Regions from separate parts of the Homo sapiens genome. Here regions 1, 2, 3 and 4 are each linked to region 5. Evidence: chromatin contacts called from ENCODE Hi-C or POLR2A ChIA-PET data. All regions are on one chromosome and are shown on one strand. The core of a region is the stretch at or near the end of the contact, and the rest is flanking DNA. Distances in the headings are between cores, read along the strand shown.

Region 1 (4,277 bases), core at 372-2,871, 220 kb before region 5:
TGAGTTCACATGCTGGTAAAAGGTATTCTGACTTCAGGTGCTTAGCTGTATAACCCTGGTCAAGTTACTTGACCTTTCTATGACCCTCCTGCCGAATGCACATGACGACAGCACGCTCACTGGGTTAGGGTTGATTAAATGAAATAAAACACATAAAAAGCTAGCCCAGAGCCTGGCCACAAGATGCCTTCAATAAATGTTCATTGTTATAATTTACAGAGAAAAAAAGGCCCCAAGTCTGAGAAGCGACATGCCTGGGGATTCTTGCTAAAGGTTATCATTAAATCTAAAAGTCAAACAAACACATTCCTGACTCTGGGATACTCTCCTGATTCGTGGATACCATCGCTAACAGTAGTGACACAAATCAAATAATAAGAACAGCCAGAATCATAACCCTAATGACAGCAGTGGCCACAGCACTTAATACTTATAGAGCTGCTAGGGGCCACTGTCCTAAAAGAGGAAGAAGGCCAGGCTGCTGAATCACACACACACAATTACAGAATCTTCTCCACCCTTTGTTTTAAAAAACAGTTCACTGGCGCCCAAGTTTTGCTAAAAACAGGTATCTAAACCGATGACGGACAACGTGTAATTTCTTCATACCAAAGAGGTGGGGCTGTGCAGGGAGGAGGGGGTGGCGCTCGGCTCCTGCCAGATGGAAAAGCCACATGAAGTGGAGAAACAGCCGGATTCAGGATTCACCCCCGAATCAAAACCCGATTTTTGAAAGGCAGGACCTTCCAATTCGGGCAATCGCTAGGTTCTGCTTGTAAAATAACCTCTGAACAAGTGTCATCTGCCTTCCGCGCCAATCCCCTGCCGCGGTAGAAGGTTCGGATTACCGGGCAGCGGTGTGATTTCGGAAACCCGAGAGCGATCTGGCCACCTCCAGCCTTCCCCGGTCTCCGAGAATCACAGCCCCACTTGAGAGGAAAACAAAAGCCGGGGCAGCGGGGGAGGCCGGGCCAGGGTGCCCTCCATGCCGGATCGCGGGCGCCGGGCACCCGGGGCCTGAGGAATGCTCAGGTGACAGGCGCGGCGCCCGGGGCAACAGGTCCCGCCCGGCTTCGGCCTCCCGGGGTCCGGCCGATCCCACATCCGCCCCGGGGCCCAGGAGAGGGAGCGGGGCGCCAGGGAGAGAGCGGCGCCTGGGGCGGCGCAGGGGCAAGGAGTCCAAGCTCCATCTTGAGGCGGGCGGAGGAAGCGAAGGCCCGGCTCGGCGCTGACAGGGCCGCCACTTTTCCAGCTCCGGAGGAGCCCCCCAGGGACCCCCGGCCTCCGGCGCCGGCCACCCGAGACTCCCGCGGTCCCCTCCCGGACGGCTCCGGCGCGCGAGGCTCGGCCCCGCTCCCGGACGCCGGGCTTCGACCCCCGACCCGACCCTGGGCGGGCCCCGCAGGCCGGGAAGCCGGCAGGGGAGCAGGGGGTGCCGGGAAAGGGAGAGGGCCCGCGCCGCCCCCTGCTCACCTCCTCGGACGCCGCCGGTCGCCGCCACCTGTCCCACTGCAGCAGCAGCAGCCGCCGCGGCCGCCGCCTCCCGCCTCCCGGCTCGTCGGCTCGGGGCGGGGGAGAGCGTGACGCGCCGCCGCCGCCGCGGGGCCGGGCGGGCGCGCGCTGCCAGGAGAAGACGCCGCGCGGCTCCTCCCAGCGCTCCGCCGCCGCGCCCGCCCGGCCGGCCCGGCCGGCCCGGCCCCTCGAGTCCGCACCGGCCCTGCGGCCCGCGCCCGGCCCCGCGCCGCCCCGCCGCCTCTTTGTCTGCGCCCACCGCGGCCCCGGGAGGACCCTGGCCCCGGCGCGCCCGCCGCTCCGCCCTCGAACCCTCCCGAGCCCCGGCTTGGGGAGCAAGGTGCGAGGGAAAACCCACAGGCCTGCTCCGAGGGGCTTCTCGTCATTTCTGCAAAGTGTTCCCAGAATTTGCAAGTCACACCCAAGAGCCCCATTCAGCCTCGACCTCAGCCCGCTCTTTGGGGCTGATTCATTTGTTTGCCCTCCCCTTCCCGCCAGACAAGGGTGAGAAATCCTTTGAAACAGGCTGCAAGGCGCTTCCGAAGCAGGTTAAGTTGGGGATTGGGAAGGATCATCTCTGCCCTCGCCTCCCTCCAGGGAAAGACCCTGGATGAGGCGTCCCTGGAGAAAATGCTGAAAGGAACTGTAGAGCAGGTTAAGCTTGGGAAGAACTGTATCTGCTCCCCACTTCCCTCCGGGAACGACCGCGGGTTAAAAATCCTTTGAAACGATCCCAGGGTTTGCTCCGTTCGTTTGAGAAAAGCCCCTTTTATTCGCCCTGGCTGCTTGGACGGAAGCCCTGGTTAGTGTCCCATCCTCCTTCCCCCCTGGGATTTCCTTTAAAAGCTTTTGAAAGGGACAGGAGGGAAGGCTGCAACAGCCTGCTCGGGGCTGGGGTAGCAGAGGGCGGCCAGCATTTCACTCCCATGGACCATGGCAACCCCAGAAGCCTTACATCTCCAGGGAGGAATTTGCAGCTGTCGGGGAAGCCCAGGATTTTGTGGTGGATAAGGGGGCAGGGGCTTCCTCCTCCTTGCCAGTAGAAGAGAATAATCGGCGGGTGACCCCTCTAGCTGACCTTTATTCAAAGCACCGTGCTGCCTGGACCAGCAGGAAGAGGGAACTGCTCTGGTAATGCACGAAGTTCTGAACTATGTAAATTTGTCTCCTGGCCCCTCCTCTCCATTCATGTCTGAAATCCCTCGAAATGCTGTTACCTAATTCAACATCGCCCTAATTTACAGGCTGCAAGGTCAGGTGGTGGTGGTACTCCTGAAATCCCATATCCATATTCCTAATCTGAAAGGCGCGCCTCACCCCCTAATCTAAACAGTCTTCAGCTGTAATCAGCAAGCTGTGGAATCATAGATGTCATAGGATGAGGCACAGACCACTTCTAATGGGGGAGTTCAGCTAGGAACACTTATGGGCTTGTCTTTTCTTCTCTACTCAGTAGGCTGAGCCTGTCTTTATTAAAAATATTGTTTTGGGGCTGGGTGTGGTGGCTCACGCCTGTAATTCTAGCACTTTGAGAGACCCAGGTGGGTGGATCACCTGCAGACAGGAGTTCAAGACCAGCTTGGCCAACATGGTGAAACCCCGTCTCTAACAAAAAATACAAAAATTAACTGGGCATGGTGGTGCATGCCTGTAGTCCCAGCTACTCGGGAGGCTGAGACACGAGAATTGTTTGAACCCGGGAGGCGGAGGTTGCTGTGACCAGAGTTCAAGCCACTACACTCCAGCCTGGGTGCCGGAGGGAGACTCTGTCTCAAAAAATATATATATATATACACATGTATATATATATGTATATATATGTGTGTGTGTGTGTGTGTGTATATTTGCTTGTTCTCATGGGTTATTCTATGTCATTGTCATGTTCATCATTTGCTTATTTATTTATAATTATATCATTTTGTTCATCATGGAGTCTTGGCGTTAATTTTTTTTTTTTTTTTTTTTTTTGAGATGGAGTCTCACTCTGTCGCCCAGGCTGGAGTGCAGTGGTGCGATCTCGGCTCACCGCAAGCTCTGCCTCCCGGGTTCACGCCATTCTCCTGCCTCAGCCTCCCGAGTAGCTGGGACTACAGGTGCCCGCCACCACGCCCGGCTAATTTTTTGTATTTTTTTAGTACAGACAGGGTTTCACCGTGTTAGCCAGGATGGTCTCGATCTCCTGACCTCGTGATCCGCCTGCTTTGGGCTCCCAAAGTGCTGGGATTACAGACGTGAGCCACCGTGCCCGGCCATTAATTTTTATTTTTTAAAAAATATATCAGCCGGGCACAGCGGGCTGATCACGAGGTCAGGAGCTCGAGACCAGCCTGGCCAATATAGTGAAACCCCGTATCTACTAAAAATACAAAAATTAGCCGGGCATGGTGGCGCATGCCTGTAATCCCAGCTACTAGAGAGGCTGAGGCAGAAGAATTGCTTGAACCCAGGAGGCGGAGGTTGCAATAAGCCAAGATAGCACCACCGCACTGCAGCCTGGGCGACAGAGGGAGACTCTATCTCCAAAAAAAAAAAAAAAAAAAATTAGCATATCGCAATATTGTTTACCTTCACTGCCTCCTTCAATTGTGTGAGCAAGGCCTGGTCTCAGCCCTACTACCAGGGCATTGACAGGGCTCAGACCCCAGGTGGCCACTGTTAGGACTCAAAGTTCCTCCTTCAATATTTACATTCTGTTTTTAGATCTAGCCACTGTGCTTTTTTTTTTTTTTTTTTTTTAAGACTGAGTCTCGCTCTGTCGCCCAGTC
Region 2 (4,024 bases), core at 105-2,604, 230 kb after region 5:
GAAGAACACAAGGAAAGCGTGGACTATAATAAAGACAACTCACGTGTCCACATTTCTGGGGTCTGGGGAAAAAAGGCAATTTGTTTTGTATAGGACACACATAAGCCACCAGGCATCAAAAGAGGCCAAATAAAACTCCAACTGAGGCCGAGTGCGGTGGCTCACACCTGTAATCCCAGCACTTTGGGAGGCTGAGGCAGGCAGATCACCTGAGGTTAGGAGTTCAAGACCAGCCTGACCAACATGGAGAGACCCCTTCTCTAAGAAAAATACAAAATTAGCCGGGCATGGTGGCACATGCCTGTAATCCCAGCTACTCGGAGGCTGAGGCAGAAGAATCACTTGAACTTGGGAGGCAGAGGTTGCAGTGAGCCAAGATCGCGCCACTGCACTCCAGCCTGGGCAACAAGAGTGAAACTCCGTCTCAAAAAAAAAAAAAAAAAAAAAAAAAAAAAAAAAACTCCAACTGAGGACTGTTAAACTGGCAGTGATTTTTTAAATATCCTTTGGGTATTCAGATGTTTTCATATAAATACGATAACTTTTTTTTTAAATTGAGACAGAGTCTCGCTCTGTCACCGAGACTGGAATGCAGTGGCGTGATCTCAGCTCACTGCAGCCTCCGCCTGCCAGGTTCAAGCAATTCCCGTGCCTCAGCCTCTCAAGTAGCTGGGATTACAGGTGTGTACCACACCTGGCTAATTTTTTTTTTTTTTTTTTTTTTTGTATTTTTAGTAGAGACGAGGTTTTGCCACATTAGCCAGGTTGGTCTTGAACTCCTGACCTCAAGTAATCTCCCTGCCTCGGCCTCCCAAAGTTCTAGGATTACAAGCATGAGCCACCACACCCAGACAAATACAGTAAATTCTAAGTGGCCACCCAGAGAATACCCACAGCATCCTGCAGGATAATGGCAGTAGGGACAATGGCCAGGATGCATGTGCTGAAGGTGAATGTCTTTTCTTAAGCATTGGATAAAACTTTTTAACACTCAAAACCTGCCCCAGAACACACCTTGGATGCTACAATCAATGTAGAAACTCTTTCCTCAATCTTTTCATTGTTACAGTTGGAAAAAAAAAGGGGGGAGGAGAAACAACAGCTTTGTTCATTTGCAAAGCAAAGGCAAATTGGCCAGGACAGGCCCGGGAGGCCTCCACAGGCGCAGCATACACCACTCAGCAAGGCCCAGATGGCAGCCACTCCGGCCACATACACCCGGCTCTCCACCCCTCTCCGACTGATTCCAGCCTCAATGTCTGTGACCAAATCTGTACAGTAAATCTGAGAATGCTTAGAGAGGTATTTTAGGAACCATCAAACTAAAAAAAAAAAAAAAAAAAAATCTTAAGTTGCCACTGTCTTTGTTTCATGGTAGGCACCAACAGATACCTGAAATTGAAAACAGTGATGCCAACCTCTTGATCATTCTCATGATCCTTTTTGTTAACCATAGAAAAGTCTTTTCAGGAAATAATCTCTCTGTGGTAAAGAAACATTCTTATAAATTTACTCAGTTTCACTTCAGTTTCCATTACTTCTCATAAGTGAAGAAAAATGAGATGCCTGATTACAGCATTTGTAGTAGGACCTGGCTTGTCTAAACTTATTTCTGCCCACCTATCCGTGCATGAGCACAGAGAACTCTCTGGAAGCATGCTCACCCCAGGGTAACAGCAGCAGCCCGAGTGGTATGATTTTTTTACTTTCCACTTTCTACTTTTAACTATCACAGTGTTTGATTCATTAGAGCAAGCACGCATAACTTTGTAGAGAAAGGGTTTTTCTGTTTTAAGTTAAAAAAAAGTATCTTATATATACTTATCCAGGCAGAAATGTGGAGGTCTCTTTTTATCTCTTGGGATGCTTACATTAATATATGTAACTCTCTCAGAACACACAGTCTGGCTGGGCACGGTGGCTCGTACCTGTAATCCCAGCACTTTGGGAGGCCAAGGCGGATGGATCACTTGAGGTCAGGAGTTCGAGACCAGCCTAGCCAAAATGATGAAGCCCCACCTCTACTAAAAATACAAAAAAATTAGCCAGCTGTGGTGGCGGGTGCCTATAATCCCAGCTACTGGGGAGGCTGAGGCATGAGAGTTGCTTGAACCTGGGAAGCAGAGGTTGCAGTGAGCTAAGATTGTACCACTGCACTTCAGCCTGGGCAACAGAGTAAGACTCCATCTCAGAAAGAGAAAAAAAAAAAACACACACACTATCTCAAATGCACATGTCATTATTTCTTTATTTGGGTTGGGGGAGTGTGGTAGAAAATAAAGTCAGCAAGAAAGAAAAGAGATCTACAGTCCCCTCTGCATATGCCACGGCTGCTACAAAGGAGAGGCACGCAGGGGCAGAGGCAGAGGCAGGAGACCGCCTGCAGCTCTGTGGCCAATGCTGGGTCAAGGGTGTAGGTTTCCCATGGATGCTTTCCAGACCAGACACTTCTACAATGTGAAATTCTGATTCCAGCTGGCCAGTGTCTAGCTCCTCCACCTGTAATTATAATTGTGCCTTCCTAAACACAAAGGCAGACAAATCTGCCCACATTTCCAAGCTAAATCTTCTTCATGGAAAGATACTCATAGCAGTTCTTTTTACCCCCTTCACACTGTAATATAATACTTACAACAACTAAGTAAGTGACATGACTGAATTCGTTTAGCAAACTTGAACAAACAAATGGGAATCCTTAATAGCACCGGAAGTCCTTTAAATGCTCAAAATCCAGTGTGTACTTGGAATTTGGGCTGCGTTAGGATAAAAACAAAATATGCCCGCACCTACAGCATTCTCAGAAGGCATAGTATTTATGCAAAGTAAATAAATCACATTTTATTTAACAAGCAATCTTTATTGTCATTTTTTATTTTTTGAGACAGGGTCTTGTTCTATCACGCAGGCTGACATGCAGTGGTGCAATCATGGCTCACTGCAACCTTGACCTCCTGAGCTCAAGCGATCCTCTTGCCTCAGCCTCCCAAAGTGCTGGGATTACAGGCTTGAGCCACTGCGCCCAGCCACAAGCAAGCATCTTGTTAAACAAGCATTAGGTCCAGGAATATAAAATGTTCTTCCCACAAAGACTCTGCTCACACTGGCTCTTCAGCCTGGAACGCCCTCCTATCCAAATCTCTGCTGCAAACTCTACCCTAACCAAGGTCTTAGCAACGGAACCTTTTCTAAACCTTCCCCAGCCCCACCAACGCCACACAGAGCTAGACCCTTAGTGGTGGGCACTCCCTGAGGCCCCGCTTGATTGAGATACAATTCACACCTCATACAATCCATCTACTGAAACCATTCCACTCAAGGGTGTCTCATGTATTCGCAGAGTACACCTCTGGCTTCACTGTATTCACACTGTATTCTTCTGTGCTTGTTTGTTCATCTATTCATACATCAAAAAAAATTTTTTCAGGCATCATCACGGGCTGGCTCTGGAAGTACAGGCAATGGAGACAGAAAAGTGAACAGGAAGGTGAGGTTCCTTTCCTTAGGAGAGTGCAGCTACTAAATATGACAAACAGAATCATAAAATCTGTCCACTGCTAGACCGGGTGCGGTGGCTTACGCCTGTAATCCCAGCACTTTGGGAGGCCGAGGCAGGTGGGTCACGAGGTCAAGAGATCAAGACCACCCCGGCCAACATGGTGAAACCCCATCTCTACTAAAAATACAAAAATTAGCTGGGCAGGGTGGTGCCCGCCTGTAGTCCCAGCTACTCAGGAGGCTGAGGCAAGAGAATCGCTTGAACCCGGGAGGCAGAGGTTGCAGTGAGCCAAGATTGTGCCACTACACTCCAGCCTGGTGACAGAGGGAGACTCCGTCTCAAAAAAAAAAAAAAAAAGAAAAGAAAGAAAAACAAAACAAAACAAAAAACCTGTCCACTGCTGTGTCACGAAGGTGTTGTAAGTCTCCTGGGAGTGACAGGATGCTTGTGGTGTGCTGAATGGTGTGCCCCCCTCCCCCAAAAAGATGTGTCTACACCCTAATCTCTAGAACCTACATTTATTGGAAA
Region 3 (4,218 bases), core at 11-2,510, 190 kb before region 5:
TACATCAGTTATCACGATTTCAGCAGCTGGTCTAACTCAGACTAGCGGAGACAATAAGGAGACTCATTAGCTCACAAAACAGGACGTTTGCAACACGGTTCAGCTTCAGGGCTGGTTGATGTAGTGGCTCAAGCCGCTAAATTTCTCAAGCACCCAAAATCTTTTCTTCTCTTTCTCTGCCATTTGCGGAGGTGGCTTCATCCTTCATTCAACCATCCTAAGGTAAGATGGTTGCCAGAGCAATGGATATGATATATGATACATTTCTGTCTCATGCGTTGTGTGAGGAGACCACCAAACAGGGTTTGTGTGTGCAGCAAGGCTGTTTATTTCACCTGGGTGCAGGCGGGCTGAGTCCGAAAAGAGAGTCAGCAAAGGGTGGCGTGATTACCACTAGTTCCTTTAGGTTTTGGGATAGGCGGTGGAGTTAGGAGCAATGTTTTGCAGGCAGGGGGTGGATCTCACAAAGTACATTCTCAAGGGTGGGGAGAATTACAAAGAACCTTCTTAAGGGTGGGGGAGATTATAAAGTACATTGATCAGTTAGGGTGGGGCAGAAACAAATCACAGTGGTGGAATGTCATCAGTTAAGGCTATTTTCACTTCTTTTGTGGATCTTCAGTTGCTTCAGGCCATCTGGATGTATTCGTGCAGCACAGGAGATATGATGGCTTAGTTTGGGCTCAGAGGCCTGACAATTTCCTATTCATGCTTTCTTGTGGTTTGCTTTGCTTTTGCTTTTGCTTTTGCTTTTTTTTTTTTTTTTTTTTTTTGAGACAGAGTCTCACTCTGTCTCCCCAGGCTGGAGTGCAGTGGTGCAATCTTGGCTCACTGCCACCTCTGCCTCCCAGGTTCAGGCGATTCTCCTACTTCAGCCTCCCTAGTAGCTGGGACTACAGGCCTGCGCCACCACACCTGGCTAATTTTGTATGTTTAGTAGAGACGGGGTTTCGCCCTTTAGGCCGGGCTGGTCTCGAACTCCTGAACTCAGGTGATCCGCCTGCCTCGGCCTCCCAAAGTGCTGGGATTACAGGTGTGAGCCACTGCTCCTGGCCTTTCCTATGGTTTTCTAAGTGTGCGTGTGCATGCACACACACACGTGCACGCACACACGCACCCTCTGGCATGCATCTCCTTGGCCCAGGTGGGCCCAGATGGGCCCAGGTCTGTCCACCCTGAATATACCATGATCAGGGTAAAGTGAGTATTGCACAGTCAACTATAACATTCACTACTGTGCTTCCATTTTCAAAGACTGAAGCAGAGACTACCAGAAGTCCCGCCCCCCTCAAAGCCATTCTACCCTCTTCCTGTATCTGATTCTTCCTGCCATGTGACATCCAGAATGAAGACATTTCCTAACTTCCTGTGTTATTAGGGATGGCCATGAAAATAAGTTCTGGCCAAGCTGAAGTAGCCCATGCAACCTCTTGGAAGTGTGTGTGTGTGTGTGTGTGTGTGTGTGTGTGTGTGTAAGAGATGGAGGCTTGCTCTGTTGCCCAGGCTAGAGTATAGTGGCATGATTACAGTTCACTGCAAACTTGAACTCCTGGGCTCAAGCGATCCTCCGGCCTCAGCCTTCGAGTAGTTACGATTACAGGGGTGAGCTACAGTGTCCAGTCCAGGCAGTTTTCTTAAAGGGAGAGGGCAAACATTTATCTTTCTTTTCTCCCTCCTGCTGATAGGATGTGATATTGTGACATAATAAGAAATAGGCCGGGCATGGTGGCTCACGCCTGTAATCCCAGCACTTTAGAAGGCCAAAGTGGGCAGATCACTTTCGGCCAGGAGTTTGAGAGCAGCCTGGCCAACACAGTGAAACGCCGTCTCTACTAAAAATACAAAAGTTAGCTGGGCATGGTGGCACATGCCTGTAATTCCAGCTACTCGGGAAGCTGAGAAGGAGAATCACTTGAACCCGCGAGGCGGAGGCTGCAGTGAGCCAAGATCGCACCACTGCCCTCCAGCCTGGGTGACAGAGCGAGACTCTGTGTCAAAAAAAAAAAAAAATAGAAATATACATTTTGATCTTTGTTGCCCCTGGCTTCTGGCCAGAGCTCCTAAAACCTTTGCAGTTTCTAAAGCAAAAAATGTTAGGAGCATCTTTCGTTCTACCATTTGGTCTTTGACCCTGTCTCCTAATACGAGCGCCTAATCCTTTGGAATTTTCTGGGTGACAGGAAGACCTATTGTTCTAATGAAGCCAAACTTGGTGGGCTCTTGGATAGCTTCAGGATGGGGGCTGGTCACCAGAATGACCAAACCATGATTAGCATCCTGAAACTTTCAGCCTCACCCTCCGTCTTCTGGGTGAGGGGAAAGGGCTGGAGATTAAGTTAATAATGGATCACGCCTGCATGAAGAAGTCTCCATAAAGGCAGAGTGTGGGGACTCAGTCTGTAAACCTAGCACTTTGGGAGGCTGAGGCAGGAGGATCACTTAAGCCTCTGGAAGTTGAGGCTGCAGTGAGTCGTGATCATGCCTCTGCACTCCAGCCTGAGTAGTGACAGAGCAAGATGCTGTCTCAAAAAAAAAAAAAAAAAAAAAAAAAAAAAGGCTGGGCGCAGTGGCTCACGCCTGTAATCCCAGCACTTTGGGAGGCCAAGGCAGGCGGATCACCGGGTCAGGAGATCAAGACCATCCTGGCTAACATGGTGAAACCCCATCTCTACTAAAAATACAAAGAAATTAGCCTGGTGTGGTGGTGGGCGCCTGTAGTCCCAGCTACTCCCAGGAGGCTGAGGCAGGAGAATGGCGTGAACCCAGAAGGCGGAGCTCGCAGTGAGCCGAGACTGCACTCCAGCCTGGGTGACACAGCGAGACTCCGTCTCAAAAAAAAAAAAAAAAAGAAAGAAAAAAGAAAAGAAAAAGAAAGAAGGAAAGGCCGGGCGCAGTGGCTCACGCCTGTAATCCCAGAACTTTGGGAGGCCGAGGCGGGCGGATCACGAGGTCAGGAGATCGAGACCATCCTGGCTAACATGGATAAACCCCGTCTCTACTTAAAAAAAAATACAAAAAATTAGCCAGGCGTGGTGGCGGGCGCCTGTAGTCCCAGCTTCTTGGGAGGCTGAGGCAGGAGAATGGTGTGAACCTGGGAGACAGAGCTTGCAGTGAGCCGAGATCGTGCCACTGCACTCCAGCCTGGGCGAAAGAGCGAGACTCCGTCTCAAGAAAGAAAGAAAGAAAGAAAGAAAATCTCCATAAAAATCTCTGAACTTGCAGGCTAGTAAACGCCCACATGCTGGGGGTGTGGCGCACCCCTGCTCCCCGGGGACAGAAGCTCCTGTATTCAGACGCTTCTGCACCTTGCCCTATGTACCTGTTCATCTGGCTGGCCAGGTATATCCTCTATCACATTCTCTATAATAAACTAGTAACTGAAAATGTTTCCTTGAGTTTTGTAAGCCATCATAGCAAATTATTGGACCTAGAAAAGGGGTCATGGGAGCCTCGATTTGTAGTCAAGTCAGACAGAAGTCTGAGTAAACTAGGGACCCACTACTTGAGATTGGCAACCGAAATGGGGGGAAGTCTTGTGATACTAAGCCTGTGGGGTCTGCTCTAAGCTCACGTCATTTGTGTCATAGTTGAATTGTGGAACCCCCAGTTGATGCCTGGAGAGTTGAAGAGGGGGTTGGTGTGGGAAAAACCCCACACATCTGGTGCTGGAAGTGTTGAGTGTTATAGAGAAAACCATTTGCTAGGCTGAGAGCAGTGGCTCACGCCTGTAATTCCAGCACTTTGGGAGGCTGAGGGAGGATCCTTTGGGAAGATTGCTTGAGCCCAGGAGTTCAAGATCAGTGGTAATATAGTGACACCCTGTCTCCACAAAAATAAAAATAAAAAAAAAGCCAGGTGTGGTGGTGTGCGCCTGTGGTCCCAGCTCCTCAGGAGACTGAGGTGGGAAGATCACCTGAGCCCAGGACGTCAAGGCTGCAGTGAGCTACGATCACACCACTGCACTCCAGCCTGGGTGACACAGCAAGACCATGTCTCAAAAAATACGACCAGGCGTGGTGGCTCACACCTGTAATCCCAGCACTTTGGGAGGCCAAGGCGGGCAGATTACTTGAGGTCAGGAGTTCGAGACCAGCCTGTGCAACATGGTAAAACCCTATCTCTACTAAAAATACAAAAATTAGCCAGGCATGGTGGTGCACACCTGTAGTCCCAGCTACTTGGGAGGTTGAGGTGGGAGGATCACCTGAACCTGAGGTG
Region 4 (4,436 bases), core at 1,516-4,015, 190 kb after region 5:
CTGGCCAACATGGTGAAACTCTGTCTCTACTAAAAATACAAAAATTAGCTGGGCGTGGTGGCGGGCGCCTGTAGTCCCAGCTACTTGGGAGGCTGAGGCAGGAGAATTGCTTGAACCCGGGAGGCAGAGGTTGCAGTGAGCCAAGATCGTGCCACTGCACTCCAGCCTGGTGGCAGAGTGAGACTCCATCTCAAAAAAAAAAAAAAATTAGCTGGGCATGATAGTGCATCCCTCCAGTTCCAGCTACTTAGAAGGCTGAGGTGGGAGGATCACTTGAGCCCAGGAGGCAGAAATTGCAGTGAGCTATGATTATGCCACTGCATTCCGGCCTGGGTAACGAAGCCAGACCCTGTCTCAAAAAAAATAAATAAATAAAAATAAAGTTGTTGATGCTTTATTTTTTATTTATTTATTTTGAGAGAAGGTTTCACTCTGTTGTCTAGGCTGGAGTGCAGTGGCATGATCTCAGCTTACTGCAACCTCTGCCTTGCAGGCCTAAGTGATCCTCCCACCTCAGCCTCCTGGGTAGCTGGGACTACAGGCACGCCATCACGGCCAGCTAAGTTTTTCGTATTTTTTGGTAGAGATGGGGTTTCACCATGTTGCCCAGAATGGTTTCGAACTCCTGAGCTCAAGTGATCCACCTGCCTCAGCCTCCCAAAGTGCTCGGAATACAGGCGTGAGCCACTGTGCCGAGCCTCATCAACAACTTTAAAGAAGAATAAGTGAGATACTGTTTAACAGATGCTGAGCCTGGTGCCCGGCACAGTAATAGGCTCTGTGATTATTTAAAAAGCCAGTTGCTAATGGGAAGTCTCTGTGGCAGATGTGCTAGACCTACAGGGGCTGTTGCCTGGTTGAAAAGGGATGCTGTATATGCGTGAAGGGTCACAGGAGAACCACTTTTGTTCCGTGTGGAAAAAGGAGTGTGAGAAACAGCTGGAGTACCGCAAAAAGCCCCTTTACTGTGGTCTTTATTAGAGCACAGCTATCAACTAAGTTGACTAAGTTACATATGAAGGGTTTAGCCCAGTGCCTGCCAAATAATAAGCATTCAGTACATATCAGCTATTGTGATTCTACCGTTATTCTGATAAAGAAGCTTTTTAGTGATTGGAATTAGAGAAAACAGGATTAATTTCTCCTTTTGGTGCAGTGACAGGAGAGTCTTGGCAAATGTTATCTTTTGGGGTCAGCTCTAGCTCTTGGGCTGGAGGGTGAGGAATCAGTTAAAGAAAAGGGTCCCTGGCGGGGTGTGGTGGCTCACGCCTGTAATCCCAACACTTTGGGAGGCCGAGGCGGGCGGATCACCTGAGGTCGGGAGTTCGAGACCAGCCTGACCAACACGGAGAAACTCTGTCTCTACTAAAAATACAAAATTAGCCAGGCGTGGTGGCACATGCCTGTAATTCCAGCTATTTGGGAGGCTGAGGCAGGAGAATTGCTTGAACCCAGGAGGCGGAGGTTGCGGTGAGGTGAGATTGTGCCATTGCACTCCAGCCTAGGCAACAAGAGTGAAGCTCGGTTAAAAAAAAAGAAAAGAAAGAAAGAGAAGAAAAGAAAAGAAAGAAAGAAAGAGAAAGAAAGAAGAGAGAGAAAGAGAGAAAAGAAAGAAAAGAAGGAGGAAGGAAAGGAAAGGGAAAGGGAAAGGAAAGGAAAGGAAAGGAAAGGAAAGGGTCTCTGACCTCAGACAGGTTACAGTCTCACTAGGGAGACAAGGGTCAGGATTACGTGGGCGTCATTTTCCTCCTTACAGGCAGGCGGTGCCTCTCCCTTCAAAAGCAAGGGACCTTTATGCATGATTCCACATCTGCATTCCGATAGGAAAGGGAAACAGCAGAAACACAATACCCATCTGAGAGCTACGCTTAGAGAGGACTCTGGGCTTTTATTTATTTTTTTACTTCAGTCTTGTGACCAGTAATTTTAAGGGAAAGCCAATAATAATGTTTTTAAAAAGCCTCACGCCACCCCTGGCGGCATCTCCTCGGTGTACTTTGCTGTTCAGATCCGCCTGCCTTCTGTGCCAGCCTAACAGCGCCCGGCCTCAGCCCCCATTGTCCCTGGAGCTGGCGAGGTGTCCGGTTGCGGAGCCGGCGGCGTCTCTGGAAATGCATCCTGCATCCCCGCATGGATAACAGCTGCAGCTATGTCAGAATTGCACAAAGAGGGGAGAGTGTCATTGTGTGCCTTTTGACACATACATTAAGACCAAAAAGGAAAAAAAGCGTCTATCTGTGCTGCCACCGACCAGACTCATGGAGGCCAGATTTTCTCCAATTAACCAGATCTTGCCCTGGTGCAGACAAGACTTAGTGAGTTCGGAGGAGGGGTGGGGAGAGGGAATTGGCTGGGGTCCCTACCCTGGGTGGAAGGAGGAGGGAGGGGTTCCCCCTCCCCCTTCCCCTACCCTCCCCTCCGGGTTTAGGGAGGGGATTAGAGGTGGGGAGGAGCTGGGGGGGCGTTTGGCCTGTGCCCCAACCTTGTGAGTGAGGTGGGGGTTGGAGGTGTGCGGGGGGCGGGGCGTGTGCCGGGGTCGCCGCGGGATGGGGGGTTGGGGATGTGCGGGGAGAGGCGCGTGTCCCGAGATCGCGGGGGGTGGGGTTGGAGGTGTGCGGGTGGAGGGGCGCGCCCTGGAGTTGGGGGCGGGCGAGGCGTTTGCGGGCGCGGGGGGCGGGTTTGGAGGTGTGCGGGGGAGGGGCGTGCCCTGGAGTTGGGGGCGGGGCGAGGCGGGCTCCTCCCCGGCGGGCGGGCCCGGGCGCGGCGCGGTGGCCTCGCGGTGCCTAGGCTGGGGCTGCCGGACCGTGAGGCTGTGAGTCGCGCGGACGGAGCCGGACAAAAGCGGGCGGCGGCGGCAGGATGAACAGCATCAAGAACGTGCCGGCGCGGGTGCTGAGCCGCAGGCCGGGCCACAGCCTGGAGGCCGAGCGCGAGCAGTTCGACAAGACCCAGGCGAGCGGGCGGCGGGCGGCGGGCGGCGGGCGGCGGCGGGCGGGCGGGCAAGCGGCGTCCCTGACCCCTCACGCGCGAACGGCTGGGGCCCGGGAGGCGCCGGCCAGGGGCGGGGGACGGCGCGGGGGCAGGGCCTGTGTCCGCCCGGGCTCTCCGAGAGCTCCGCTGCCGCCCCCCGCCGGCCTCCGCGGCCCGAGCCGACCGGCGCGCAGGTGAACCGGAAGCCGCGCTCCCCGCTCCCGCCGGGCGCTCGGGCCCAGAGGCGCCGGGGCTGAGGGGGCCGGGGTCAGGGTGTGCGCGGGCCGGGAGCGCCGGAGCTGAGGCGGCGGGGGACGGAGATGGGGCCGGGGTTGGGTGTGCGCGAGCCCAGCGCGCCGGGGGTCGAGGGGGCTGGGGATCCAGGTGCTCCCGGGGCCGGCGCGGCCCGACTGGGGTCCCCGACCTTCCGTGCCGCTCCTTGCCGGCTCCTGCCCCCGTCTCCTACCCCCTGAAACCGATGCCCCCACGGGCAATTTCCTTAAAGGAAATTCCTTAAACTCCCAGCTTCCTTCTCTCGTGAGCGGTTTCCCAGGGCTGCACAGTCTCCTATTATTTGCTGGGTGAAAAGCTTCTCGTATGTCGCCAGACTTGTTTGCCCGAGCGCTGCCCACGTATAAATAGGTGCACACCCCCTCATTAAATACCGGCGCCCGACAGACAGAAACTTCCTGGGGCTCCCTTCCTGCGCCTCCCACGCTTGTAACTCTTCCAGATGATGCCTATCCTGGGAAGGCGTTAGAAATGAAATAAGGGCGCGGGTGTGCGTTTTGTACTTGTGTTTGTGCCGGGGACCCACGATGCAGACGTTGCTGCGTTTCTGGTTTCCTGTTGCTTTTTATTTTACAAACTCTTGAAGTGCTCTCAGGCTTGGGGGATGGGCGGTGGAGGGGGGCATACTTGTTTATTTGCCAAAATAAGTCAACCAAGACTGAAATGGCTGAAAAATTTTACTCTAGAGATAAAGGAAGCCAGAGGACCCCTCCCACTCCTGTCTAAAGCAGGTTGGTGACATTTGCGTTTGTGGCGGCTATTTGCAAGTTCCGTCCCACTTGTCCTTGCAGAGAGCTATGACTTCTGCGGTTGCCTTCACATCTAGTTAGCACACGCACTCTACAACAGCTTTCGTTTTGAAATGAGAGAGAACGCAGGGAGACCTTCTAACCTTTGTGCTTGGGATTGACCCAGAAAGCGATAATAAATCCTGAGGATATCAAGGCTTTAGAAATGCGAAGTGCTGGAACCCAGGTGGCTGCAAATTACCAATTTAGCCTTGTGATCTTCATCACCATCAACTGGTTCAGCCCGGATAGCCCGTCATTTTAAAAAAATTTAAAGTCACCAATACATAATTAATTGTGCCAAGAACTTGTAGATCATAGGGAGAAAACCTGAATTGGCAGACATATCTGGATGTTGTCAGAAACTTTGTTTATTCACTGAGTTTT
Region 5 (4,120 bases), core at 980-3,479:
CAAGTCATTCTCCTGCCTCAGCCTCCTGAGTAGCTGGGACTACAGGCGCCCGCCACCACGCCCGGCTAATTTTTTATTTTTGTATTTTTAGTAGAGACGGGGTTTCACCGTGTTAGCCAGGATGGTCTTGATCTCCTGACCTCGTGATCCGTCCGCCTCAGCCTCCCAAAGTGCTGGGATTACAGGCATGAGCCACAGCGCCTGGCCGGTCTCGGGTTTTTATAGGCACAGGATGGGGGCATGGGGGGCCAGAGTAGTCATGGGAAATGCAACATTTGGGCGCGGAAGGCAGGAGTGCCTGTCCTTACCTAGGTCCGTAGGGGTGGAGCCCTAGCCAGTTACCACACCCTCCTTTACCCAGCATTTCCCTTCCCCCCTTCCATATCATTTAAAGGGACCACGCTCTTCCCCTCCCAGCACTCCCATATCAGTGCAACCACTATGGAGAAGTTTGGAGGTTCTTTAACAAACTTAAAATAGAGCTACCATATGATCCAGCAATCCCACTACTGAGTGTATACCTAGAAGAAAGGAAATCAGTATATGGAAGAGATAGCTGCACTCCATGTTTATTGCAGCCCTATTCACAATAGCTAAGACTTGAAGAGACCTAAGTGTCCATCAACAGATAAAGAAAATATGCTACATATACACAATGGAGTACTATTCAGCCATAAAAAAGAATAAGGTCCTGTCATTTGCAACAGCATGGATGAAACTGGAGGTCATTCTGTTAAATGAAATAAGCCAGGTACAGAAAGACAAACTTCACAAGCTCTCACTTATTTGTGAGAGCTAAAAATTGAAACAATCGAACTCATGGAGATAGAGAGTAGGATGGTTACTAGAGGCTGGGAAGGGTAGTGGAGTTGGGGGAGGAGGGGGACGTGGGGATGGCTAATGGGTACAGAAAATAGAAAGAATGGGCGGGGCACGGTGGCTCATGCCTGTAATCCCAGCACTTCAGGAGGCCGAGGCGGGTGGATCACCTGAGGTCAGGGGTTCAAGACCAGCCTGGCTAACATGGTGAAACCCCGTTTCTACTAAAAATACAAACAATTAGCTGAGCGTGGGGGCACGTGCCTGTAATCCCAGCTACTCGGGAGACTGAGGCAGGAGAATCGCTTGAACCCAGGAGGCAGAGGTTGCAGTGAGCTGAGATCACGCCATTGCACTCCAGCTTGGGCAACAAGAGTGAAACTCCGTCTCAAAAATAATAATAATAATAATAATAAAATAGAAAGAATGAATAAGACCTGGTATTGATAGCACAACAGAGTGACTATAGTCAACATAATTTAATTGTACATTTTAAAATAACTAAAAGAGTATAACTGAATTGTTTGTAACCCAAAGGATAAATGTTTAAGGTGATGGACACCCCATTCACCCTGATGAGATTATTACGCATGGCATGCCTGTGTCAAAATATCTCATGTATCCCATAAATATATACACCTACTATGTACCTAAAAGTTAAAAATTAAAAATTAACAACAAAAGGCTGGCACGGTGGCTCACAGCTATAATCCCAGCACTTTGGGAGGCTGAGGCAGGTGGATCACTTCAGGTCAGGAGTTTGAGACCAGCCTGGCCAACATGGTGAAACCCCATCTGTACTAAAAATACAAAAATTAGCTGGGCGTGGTGGCGCGTGCCTGTAATCCCAGCTACTGGGGAGGCTGAGGCAGGAGAATTGTTTGAACCTGGGAGGCGGAGATTGCAGTGAGCCAAGATTGCACCATTGCACTCCAACCTGGGCAACAGAGCAAGACTGTCTCAAAAATAAATAAATAAACAAAAATACAAATTAACAACAAAAAAAAAGACTCTCTGGTCAGACTTTTTCACTCCCTGTCTTGTATCCGGGATACAATTCTCTGCACGTTTCATGCTGTTTCAAGTCTTTGCTCCCCTTCCCTCTTTGCCTAACTAACTCCCACTCCCTCTTTATGACATGATAGTTACTTAATATCCAAGTTCCTGGAATTGCTTGAAACTGTCTCATTTAATATGAATATACATATATGTAGGAAGCATTAGGACATTCCTTATATTCAAAGAGCTAATGTAATGAATCAGGAGGAAATGTTATTACCTCAAAACCAAATGATTGTCAACTCATGTTTTCTGATGTTATTTAGGTAGGCTTGGTAACTTGGTTATATCTTAAAAGGGTACATTACTCATAACCCACATTATATTTCATACCTCAAAAGAAGAAGTGGTAATTTACAAAACTTCATCCCTCCCCCTTCCCCGTGGTGCCATGTGCTTGGCAGTTGGTGTTTTGGTCAGATCTAAGAAAAGTTTCATCATCAAGCAGTATGAACACATGTGCCGGTGAATCTCTGTCTCCCTTTTTTTTAATGACTCATAACCGGCCACAGGGTACCACATTTAGGGTGACAGCTCTACCATTCACGAGTTTGGCATGTAAACACAAGATCCCCACGTGCAGATCTATTGATGGGTGGTCTTTTCTCAGAAAGGTACATTCTTCTGGCTCGGTCTAGATTACCGGTGGGATTTTTCTATGTTTCATTTTTACTTCTGTGCTTTCGGAAGGACAAAGGGAAGCTGACAGCGAGGGTGAAATGAAAACGTAAGTGATAAGGGTTGTAAGAAACAATGAAAAAGATGTTTTTTGTTGGCTTTTTTTTTTTTTTGGAGATGGAGTCTCACTCTGTCCCCCAGGCTGGAGTGCAATGGCGTGATCTTGGCTCACTGCAACCTCCACCTCCCGGGTTCAAGCGATTCTCCTGCCTCAGCCTCCCAAGTAGCTGGAATTACAGGCATGTGCCACCACACACGGCTAATTTTTAGTAGAGACAGGGTTTCGCCATGTTGGCCAGGCTGTTCTTTAACTCCTGACCTCAAGTGATCCACCTGCTCTTGGCCTCCCAAAGTGCTGGGATTACAGGTGTCAGCCACCATGCCTCGCCAAAACAACAGAAGTTTATTTTCTCATAGTTCTGGAGGCCAGAAGTCAGCAATCAAGCTGCCAGCAGATCCACACTCTCTCCAAAGTCTCTAGGGGAGGATCCTTCTCTGTCTTTTCCAGGCATCCCCTGGCTCATGGCCACGTCACTCCAATCACTGCTTCTGTCTTCATGTGGACTTCTTCTCTGTCTGGCCTCTTCTGTCTCTTCTAAGGACACTGTCATTGCCCACCCTAATCCTATATGATCTCATCTTGATCCTTATCTTAATTCCATCTGCAAAGACCCCATTTCCAAATAAGGTCACCTTCTGAGGTTCCCGGAAGACATGAATTTAGCAGAGGGCACTCTTCAACCTTCAACCTACTACAACCTCCTTTCTCAATTTCCACTGCTTCTGCCTTTGGGTGAAGTATAGAATCCTTTAAATAACAGTGTGCTTTCTGTGTAGTTATTGATTAGAAATAATCTGGCCAGACACAGTCGCCCACGCCTGTAATCCCAGCACTTTGGGAAGCCAAGGTGGGAAGATTATGCGAGCCCAGGAGTTTAAGACCAGCCTGGGCAATATAATGATACCCCATCTCTAATAACAATGATGATGATAATAATAATAAATAGAAGTAATAATCATAAGTTTTACTGAAGTCAACTAACATACAGAAAAATACAGAAATTATAATAGACTTTCATGAAGTCATCATGCCCGTGTGACAACACTCAGATCAGGTAACAGAACATTCCCAGTATAGATTAGGAATCATATTATTTCCATGTTTTAGTTTTTAAAAATTATAGTAAAATAGGCCGGGCACGGTGGCTCACACCTGTAATTAATCCCAGCACTTTGGGAGGCCAAGGCAGGTGGATCACCTGAGGTCAGGAGTTCGAGACCAGCCTGGCCAACATGGCAAAACCCCGTCTCTACTAAAAATACAAAAATTAGCTGGGCATGGTGGCACATGTCTGTAATCCCAGCTACTAGGGAGGCTGAGGCAGGAGGATTGCTTGAACCTGGAGGCTGAGGTTGCAGTGAGCCGAGATTGTGCCACTGCATTCCAGCCTGGGCGAAAGAGTGAGACTGTCTCAAAAACAAAACTTATAGTAAAGTATACATAAAATTTGCCGTCTTAATAACTTCTAAGTGTTCAGTCCAGTGGCATTAAATACATTTATTT

The links. Hi-C counts contacts between places; a loop is a spot of excess contacts on that map. ChIA-PET counts read pairs that join two places held with the same protein, here RNA polymerase II (POLR2A). Pooled maps may share reads with other maps.
Region 1: a pooled map shows a loop between it and region 5 (3-fold over the local background). The contact joins the promoter of CLIP1 here to the enhancer-like site in region 5. A Hi-C loop is called at or near these places in 6 of 50 pooled maps. POLR2A ChIA-PET finds 5 or more read pairs at or near these places in 4 of 52 experiments (BJ, GM10248, H1 and 1 more).
Region 2: a loop to region 5 is called in a map with no recorded cell type, with 2.8 times the contacts of the local background. The contact joins two enhancer-like sites. A Hi-C loop is called at or near these places in 5 of 168 maps with a recorded cell type or tissue (Caco-2, HCT116, K562 and 2 more), 3 of 37 single-sample maps with no recorded cell type and 9 of 50 pooled maps. POLR2A ChIA-PET finds 5 or more read pairs at or near these places in 2 of 52 experiments (T-cell and WTC11).
Region 3: a loop to region 5 is called in a pooled map, with 2.8 times the contacts of the local background. The contact joins two enhancer-like sites. A Hi-C loop is called at or near these places in 1 of 50 pooled maps. POLR2A ChIA-PET finds 5 or more read pairs at or near these places in 5 of 52 experiments (OCI-LY7, activated T-cell and naive thymus-derived CD4-positive, alpha-beta T cell).
Region 4: a pooled map shows a loop between it and region 5 (4-fold over the local background). The contact joins the promoter of HIP1R here to the enhancer-like site in region 5. A Hi-C loop is called at or near these places in 2 of 37 single-sample maps with no recorded cell type and 10 of 50 pooled maps. POLR2A ChIA-PET finds 5 or more read pairs at or near these places in 3 of 52 experiments (MCF 10A, activated CD4-positive, alpha-beta T cell and endothelial cell of umbilical vein).

The regions. Positions count from the first base shown.
Region 1 is chr12:122,421,048-122,425,324 of GRCh38, forward strand. It overlaps CLIP1 (CAP-Gly domain containing linker protein 1), which reads right to left and starts at 1,622. Exons shown (of 26, transcript NM_001247997.2): 1 at 1,474-1,622. RefSeq lists silencers at 919-1,318, 1,339-1,688 and an enhancer at 2,798-2,897.
Region 2 is chr12:122,874,522-122,878,545 of GRCh38, forward strand. The region is part of intron 1 of VPS37B (VPS37B subunit of ESCRT-I); the gene reads right to left. Among named protein-coding and RNA genes, the nearest start is that of VPS37B, 20 kb to the right of the region's middle. RefSeq lists an enhancer at 1,327-1,496 and a silencer at 2,221-2,429. Within about 2 kb of position 1,355, at least 5 of the 41 ENCODE cell types and tissues checked have a DNase peak (open chromatin) inside an H3K27ac peak, as active enhancers do.
Region 3 is chr12:122,452,796-122,457,013 of GRCh38, forward strand. No RefSeq gene overlaps it. Among named protein-coding and RNA genes, the nearest start is that of CLIP1, 32 kb to the left of the region's middle. Within about 2 kb of position 1,261, at least 7 of the 41 ENCODE cell types and tissues checked have a DNase peak (open chromatin) inside an H3K27ac peak, as active enhancers do.
Region 4 is chr12:122,832,692-122,837,127 of GRCh38, forward strand. It overlaps HIP1R (huntingtin interacting protein 1 related), which reads left to right and starts at 2,766. Exons shown (of 32, transcript NM_003959.3): 1 at 2,766-2,952. The coding sequence starts at 2,860. It overlaps LOC124903040 (a long non-coding RNA gene), which reads right to left and starts at 2,542. Exons shown (of 2, transcript XR_007063501.1): 1 at 2,483-2,542; 2 at 1,864-2,147. RefSeq lists an enhancer at 2,368-2,417 and silencers at 2,668-2,907, 3,078-3,277.
Region 5 is chr12:122,644,707-122,648,826 of GRCh38, forward strand. No RefSeq gene overlaps it. Among named protein-coding and RNA genes, the nearest start is that of MIR9902-1, 49 kb to the right of the region's middle. RefSeq lists enhancers at 2,437-2,506, 2,597-2,656. Within about 2 kb of position 2,230, at least 3 of the 41 ENCODE cell types and tissues checked have a DNase peak (open chromatin) inside an H3K27ac peak, as active enhancers do.